Regions from separate parts of the Homo sapiens genome. Here region 2 is linked to region 1. The links are chromatin contacts, found by Hi-C in ENCODE. All regions are on one chromosome and are shown on one strand. The core of a region is the stretch at or near the end of the contact, and the rest is flanking DNA. Distances in the headings are between cores, read along the strand shown. Region 1 overlaps MYO10 (myosin X). Region 2 overlaps BASP1 (brain abundant membrane attached signal protein 1).

Region 1 (3,508 bases), core at 514-3,013:
TTAAAAAAAAATCAGCTTTGGTCAATGGCACTATAATTACTCAACAGAACAATGGTAGAAAGGTGGGAAGAGGGAGATCAAAATGCCTGTTTCCAAAGAGCTGAGTTAAAAGAAAGCAAAAGTCCTTTCTCCTGCTGGCCACATTGTGTCTGGCCTTACTCGCCTCTTTTGGCAAATGAGGCAAATAGAACTACCTTTTCCTAAGGAAAGGTCATAAGATGTATGGTGCCTCACAGGGAAGGTAAGCTCTGGGAAAGAGGGATCTTCATTTTGTTCACTAGTTCATCCCAAACACCTCCACTGTGTAAACGTTTGGTTAAATGCATGAGCTCACTAACATGATCTTTCTGAGAAACTTAAAGCAGGTACACATGAATAAAAATGCAATCATTCATGAGTAATACTGAGGGGACAAGGCAATGAACCTGCGGGTACACAACCCACACTAACTCATGTTATTCCCACAATAATCCCATGAGGGAAGCATGGCTGAGTGTCCGAGTTGGACTCTTAATGCCAGCTCGGCCTGATCCAAAGTCCTGCCAAGGTCACGTGTTAGTGATAGTTAAGGACAAGTGAACAAAAAATCCAGAGGGAAGGGAGGCAAAGGACAGAAGTAAATAAGGGATGAGTTATGCCTTAAAAGACCAGCAAACATGAGTCAGGCCAAGAAAGCACAGAAACCACAGAAGCTGGGAAAGATTCTTATGGGAGAATGAGATCCAGGTCTGGTTAGGTCAGCTGGGCTGAGACGAAAGGCGGCAGAGAAGATGAGCTGAGGTTCAGCTGGATGCTTCAGAGGCAAGTGCAGGAGCTGGAGGGTGGTGATGACCTCATCAAGGCCACCTGTAGGAAACGCAGCTCTGGAGGAAAAGCTCTAGAAGGACCGAAGGGTCCCTCGGGAGACCAGCTGCTGCCGTTGTTTAGGCCCGCGGTGGCCAGGTCCCAAACACAGTTAACAAGGCTGGAGACGGAGAGGAAGATACGGACATGAGAGAGACTTGAACGGAGAAACCCCATCCATCTGGCATATGGCACCATGCTTGGTGTTGTGCAGAGAACAGAAGTAGCAAAGAGGCTGGAAACTTACAAGAAAGGTAAACTGAAGGGATAAGCAAGAGCACAGCCATACAAACGCCATCACGAGGCAGCACGCTGACAACCGCTGAATGGTGGGATGGGCAGATGAGCCCCTTTTGCGTTCTAAAGAGAAGTCCTGTGGAGTACCAAGAGCTGGGACGTTATCAAGAAAGAGGAATTTTGCTAAAAATGTGAATCAATTGCATGTAATAAAAGAGAAGAAATGACTCAGAGATGACGCCAACATGCCGGGCTGGGTGCAGGGGTCCCAGGGATCTCCACTGGTCTAGACAACCACAGTCCTTTCACCTGCTCTGCTAGCGACAGGCCTGGGCAGGGGCCAGTGTCACGATTCCACAAAGACATAATGTCGTAATGTCAAGGGTACTGTGGGCTCCTAGGGGAGGTTTGCGCGCACACACACGACACTGGGCGGAAATGTCCCTTTTGCGGCAGACAACAAAGATCTGACGATCTAAACCTGTCTTGAAATCATAAAGCAAAAGCCAAGAAAATCAGAGGCAAGCCCAGCCGGGGCGGGGGCTGAATCCACATCCCTGAAACTGCCCTGCCTCATGTAGTCTGAAATAGTAAAAGGCAGCATAAATTAGGCCACCTTTAGTTGGGGTTTCCCTTACCAGCCACCAGAATCTTCCCAGTACAGAGCTTAGCATACATTGAATAACTGGCATCTGCTCGGCCCAGTGCCTGGCACGGGGGAGGCATTCAACAACAGTGCACAGAATGACTCACAGAAACCAAGAGAGACAGTTTCAAGGAACGATTTAAATCATCTTCCATATTTAAAACATATCTATATTGACGCGACAGCTGTTGGTGGCTGAGTTATTAAAACAAAAACTAGAAGGTTAAGTTGTCTAGTGAAAATGGTGAGGCCGAAACAATGTTATGTGTTCCTCAACCTACCTCTTTATCCTCGGGCACACAGAAGCCGAAAACATTTAGACTCCCTTGCAGTAAAAACAGCAGGCAGAGGCCGGGCACTGTGGCTTGCGCCTGTAATCCCAGCACCATGGGAGGCTGAGGCGGGTGGATTACTTGAGGTCAGAAGTTTGAGACCAGCCTGGCTAACATGGTGAAACCCTGTCTCTACTCAAAATACAAAAATTAGCCGGGCGTGGTGGCGCACGTCTGTAATCCCAGCTACATGGGAGGCTGAGGCAGAAGAATCACTTGAACCTGGGAGGTGGAGGTTGCAGTGAATGGAGATCACACCACTGCATTCCAGCCTGGGCAACAGAGCCAGACTCCATCTCAAAAAAATAATTAAAAAAAACAAAAAAACAAAAAACCCGGCAGGCAGGCAGTAACAAGGGGACCAAGTGTAGCCAGTTGAACAACTGAGCCATGGGGCTATCAGCCACTTCTATGCCTGGTAGCTAAAAACCCCCTTCACAGTCCTCTGGGCTCCACCTTCCGCTTGCCACCTAAGTGTCCTCAGAGATGGTACATCTCCCAAGCAAAGAAGCCTACAGAGTAGACTCGAGTCCCTCCCCTACCCACCAGGGGCCGGAGAGGAGCAAGAAATAGACCATCCCTGTGTTACACCCCTAAGATTTGATGGCTGTCTGTCATAGCAGCCAGCCTACCTTGGCTCACCGAATATGGCAAAAATACAATTATGGAGAAGATACGATACTCTTCAAACTCTACAGCAGAGGCTTGGTCAAAGAAAGAAAACCCAGGATTCTCGTCGTCATAAAGATGCTTCAAGAGTGTATGACACATTGAGAAAAAATACGGCTGGAAATGGACCAAGTCATGGATATCAATCTCTGTCAATCTCTTATACAGGTGGAAGATCTCCTATCTGAAATGCTGGGGACGAGAAGTGTTTCTGATTTCAGATTCTGGATTTTGAGAATATCTGCATTACACCAACTGAGTAACCCTAAATCTGAAAATATGAAATCTGAAATGGTCAAGAATCTGAAACTTTTTTTTAGTGCCAACATGACATTCAATAGAAATGTTCTTTGGGGTTCTTTGGGGCAAATTTTCACATGAGGGATGCTCGACCAGTATAATGCAAAGATTCCAAAATCCAAAAACATTGGAAAAAACCTGAAAGCTGAAATATGCCTAGCCCAAAGCATTTTGGATAAGGGATACTCAAGCTGTGCAAGTAAAACTTGGAAAAACCCTCAGATTTGCACAGAGCTCTACGGTGGTGGCTCTCAACCCTGGCTGCATATTAGAATCACCTAATAGGTCCCTCGTCCAAACCTGTGGGTGTAGAACTCTGTCATTTTTATTTAAAAAAAAAAATTTTTGGCCGGGGGCAGTAGCTCACATCTGTAATCCTACCACTTTGGGAGGCCAAGACAGGGAGATCACTTAAGGTCAGGAGTTCGAGGCCAGCCTGGCGAACATGGTGAAACCCCGTCTCTACTAAAAATACAAAAAT
Region 2 (3,508 bases), core at 543-3,042, 490 kb after region 1:
CCCACAGGGCCTGTGCCAAGGCAATCAGATCTTTATGAGAGCAGTATTTTCTGTGTTTTCTTTTTAATTTACAGCCTTTCTTATTTTGATATTTTTTTAATGTTGTGGATGAATGCCAGCTTTCAGACAGAGCCCACTTAGCTTGTCCACATGGATCTCAATGCCAATCCTCCATTCTTCCTCTCCAGATATTTTTGGGAGTGACAAACATTCTCTCATCCTACTTAGCCTACCTAGATTTCTCATGACGAGTTAATGCATGTCCGTGGTTGGGTGCACCTGTAGTTCTGTTTATTGGTCAGTGGAAATGAAAAAAAAAAAAAAAAAAAGTCTGCGTTCATTGCAGTTCCAGTTTCTCTTCCATTCTGTGTCACAGACACCAACACACCACTCATTGGAAAATGGAAAAAAAAAACAAAAAAAAAACAAAAAAATGTACAATGGATGCATTGAAATTATATGTAATTGTATAAATGGTGCAACAGTAATAAAGTTAAACAATTAAAAAGAAGTAATAAAGACTATTGGGTTTTTTGTTCTGTTTGTTTTACTTTTCTAGTCCCCTTCAATAACTACTTTATCAGAGAACAGAGCACTGTATTGGCCATTTTTCTGAATATATTTGGATAGAAGTAAAAAAATAGACCAGGGACGGTGGATCACGCCTGTAATCCCAGCACTTTTGGAGGCCGAGGCAGGTGGATGGCTTGAGCCCAAGAGTTGAGGACCAGCCTGAGTAAGATAGTGAGACCCCACCTCTATTTAAAAAAAAAAAAATGCCAACATTATTTGTTGAAAAAAATAGCTAGGGCAATGTCAGTAAACTATCTCAGAAGAAGTTAAACTGAAAACTTACTGCATCTATGCATATGCACCCTCTGAAAATGTAACTAATTAAGAAGAAGAAAGATTTTGAATAAAACACGTTAAAAGACAATAAATAGATTTGATCTTGAAGGCTGGGGAAAAAATGAATGACAGGATCTTATAGAAACCTGTGTTTGTAAATTGTGGCACCACTAATGGTTATTCTGTTCTATCCCATCCCCTATTTTTATTTTTATCATATTCATGGTAGAGCCAGGAAAGGCCACCTGAGAATTGTGCTATGAGACAGCAGTGATGCGGAAGCAAGCATGGAGCCGGCCTTTATGGTGACCGGATTTCGGTCCTGATTTTGCCACTAGTGACTTGGATGGGTTTTAAGTCACTTCCAACCTTCCCAGACCTTCCTTGCTTTACTTACAAAAGGGTGTAGCCTTTATGATCTCTGAGGCAAGGTCCCATTTAATGGTTTGGGTACATACCCGGTGACAATTTAATGTCACGATGCATAGGTATGCACAGACTGATGGGATGTCTCTTCCATGTCTTGATTCTCCAAAACTCACAGAGTAATGAATAACAATTTCATAGTTTAGAAAACTCCGACATAGGAAATGTCCTGTGGAATGTGTGAAGGCCAGTGTAATGGAATTGATTCTCAAAGGGACATTAATGACACAATGGATTCAGACGAACCTGGTTCCATTCTTACGGGTTACATTACACATGGTTAAATAAAAAAGGGAAAAAAATCTTTGAGTATTTTGGGAGTAGCCTATAGTCTGTCTCTTACCTCATTGGGAAAGAAAAAGTGGTGAAAGTGAGGATTATGTAAGTATTATACCCGTTGGGTTCAACTGGTATTTATGATCATTTTTTGGCACTTTGGGTTCTTGTTTCTATAGTGAGATAAATTTGAATTCTTAATGCTTGAAAGCACAGCATACAAGAAATCTGTAAACACAGTAACCACCAGGCAACTGTTTTACATAAGGAAAAAGAAGGGGAATGTCCAGGTAATTACCCGCGTGTCCTCGCATATACAAAATAGCTTGGGGGCCGGTGATGGTGATGGAGTGGTAAAAGATTCAGTGAACCATGGAGGACATTTATATAGTTACTGATTAAATGCCATGCATTTATTGCAGAAAAATATGCTTGGTGGAAGTAATATTTTATATATTCACTGTCTTCCCCACTTCCCCTTCTTCTAATAAAAAAAATGCTAAGCTTTTTGGTAATTAGAACAATCAAATCAGCCTCCCAGATTAGCATTTATTACTACAAATTGCCATTTTTTGAATAAATGAAACTGAGACATTTTTCTGAATTTATTTGGAGTTGCAGAGTAGGAGAATTAAAATCTGAGCTATATATATTTATTTTTCTTTTTTATAACTCCATTAGGTGTTGAAGCAACTAAAAAGTGTTAGAAATATAGTCACCAAAATGTTTAAATCAGAATTTTAACCTAGCCATGGTTCATGACATTGAATTTTACCATACTGAAGAAAAAAACTTGAGCTGTAGTTTGAAGTTGTATATGCAGCAGAAAATGTAGTACGTGTGGGAGTAATTGGCTCAGCCAGGAAGGGAACAATGTTGGGCCATGTTAATTTGGATTAACCTAGATTGTTCTTGCCTCATGAATGATTTAAAATGAAGAGAAGGGACTGCACAGCCTGTGCTGAACAGGCAAGTCAGAACCATCGGGGAACTTACCGCATATTTGCTTCACTAACTTAGGCATGTCCCTCTCCTCTATGAAGAATGAAGTGTTCCAGGGTCTAACGTTCATTTACTGGGTGCCTTTGTGCGTACTGCAAGGAGGAAACTATGAGGAATCCAGAGGAACTTGTACAGGGATGCCAGGCTTGTCCCTCCACTTTGAAGATTCTTTTCCGTAGCTGATGCCGCCTCTGCATGATGGGAATGGACTCTGGTCCCCAAGAGCTGGCATGTGCCATGCATCCCAGGATGGCCCTTCCTGGTCTCAACCCTGAGAGAAGGCCATCTTCAGTCTGTTCCTGGCAATATGGAGGCAGAGGTGGTACTGGCACTCCCGGAATGTCATTCCCCAGTCTTGGAGAATCTTCTTTCTCTCTGGAATCAAGACGTAGGTCTAGTGGACAGTAAGGACTTGGTTGTCAACTACTTGCGCTGACAAGACCTAGACATACTTTAGCTGGGTAACTTCTTTACCTAAGTTGGGTAAATCATTAGGTACCAGCATAGCCAAGAGTACTTACTGCATTGCTAACAGGAAGTTTGTTTTCGTAAAGCATCCTGGGACTTTAATTTTCCTTGAATGAAACATCATGGTATAACAAAACACAGTATCTTCACTGAAACAGGCACATACTAGTTAGTGTCCATGATCAGAGCTAACTATAGGACACCGATCTTAAGTGTTCTTTCATAGATAGGAGGCATATACATATCCAGCAAATTTCAGTCAGGTTTCATCTATGAAAAAAACTCATTTATGAAATTTCCTATTTTGGTGTTTTCCGGTTTCTTGTCTCAAGATTGATGGGATTAATCTCCATCCTTTTGATTTCTATTCTGCTATTTGGGAAGGTAACTGGAGTTATTTTGAGCTTTGTTTTAGCTAATTTGCATAATAATGAAAACTGGATGCTCAGGAGGTAATCTTAAAAATGTACCAAATGGCAGTACCACT

The links. Hi-C counts contacts between places; a loop is a spot of excess contacts on that map. Pooled maps may share reads with other maps.
Region 2: a pooled map shows a loop between it and region 1 (6-fold over the local background). The contact joins two enhancer-like sites. A Hi-C loop is called at or near these places in 9 of 37 single-sample maps with no recorded cell type and 3 of 50 pooled maps.

Annotation. Positions count from the first base shown.
Region 1 is chr5:16,783,513-16,787,020 of GRCh38, forward strand. All of the region lies in intron 4 of MYO10 (myosin X), which reads right to left. Among named protein-coding and RNA genes, the nearest start is that of MYO10, 150 kb to the right of the region's middle. Within about 2 kb of position 1,764, at least 2 of the 41 ENCODE cell types and tissues checked have a DNase peak (open chromatin) inside an H3K27ac peak, as active enhancers do.
Region 2 is chr5:17,276,324-17,279,831 of GRCh38, forward strand. It overlaps BASP1 (brain abundant membrane attached signal protein 1), which reads left to right. Exons shown (of 2, transcript NM_006317.5): 2 at 1-511. Among named protein-coding and RNA genes, the nearest start is that of BASP1, 60 kb to the left of the region's middle. Within about 2 kb of position 1,793, at least 2 of the 41 ENCODE cell types and tissues checked have a DNase peak (open chromatin) inside an H3K27ac peak, as active enhancers do.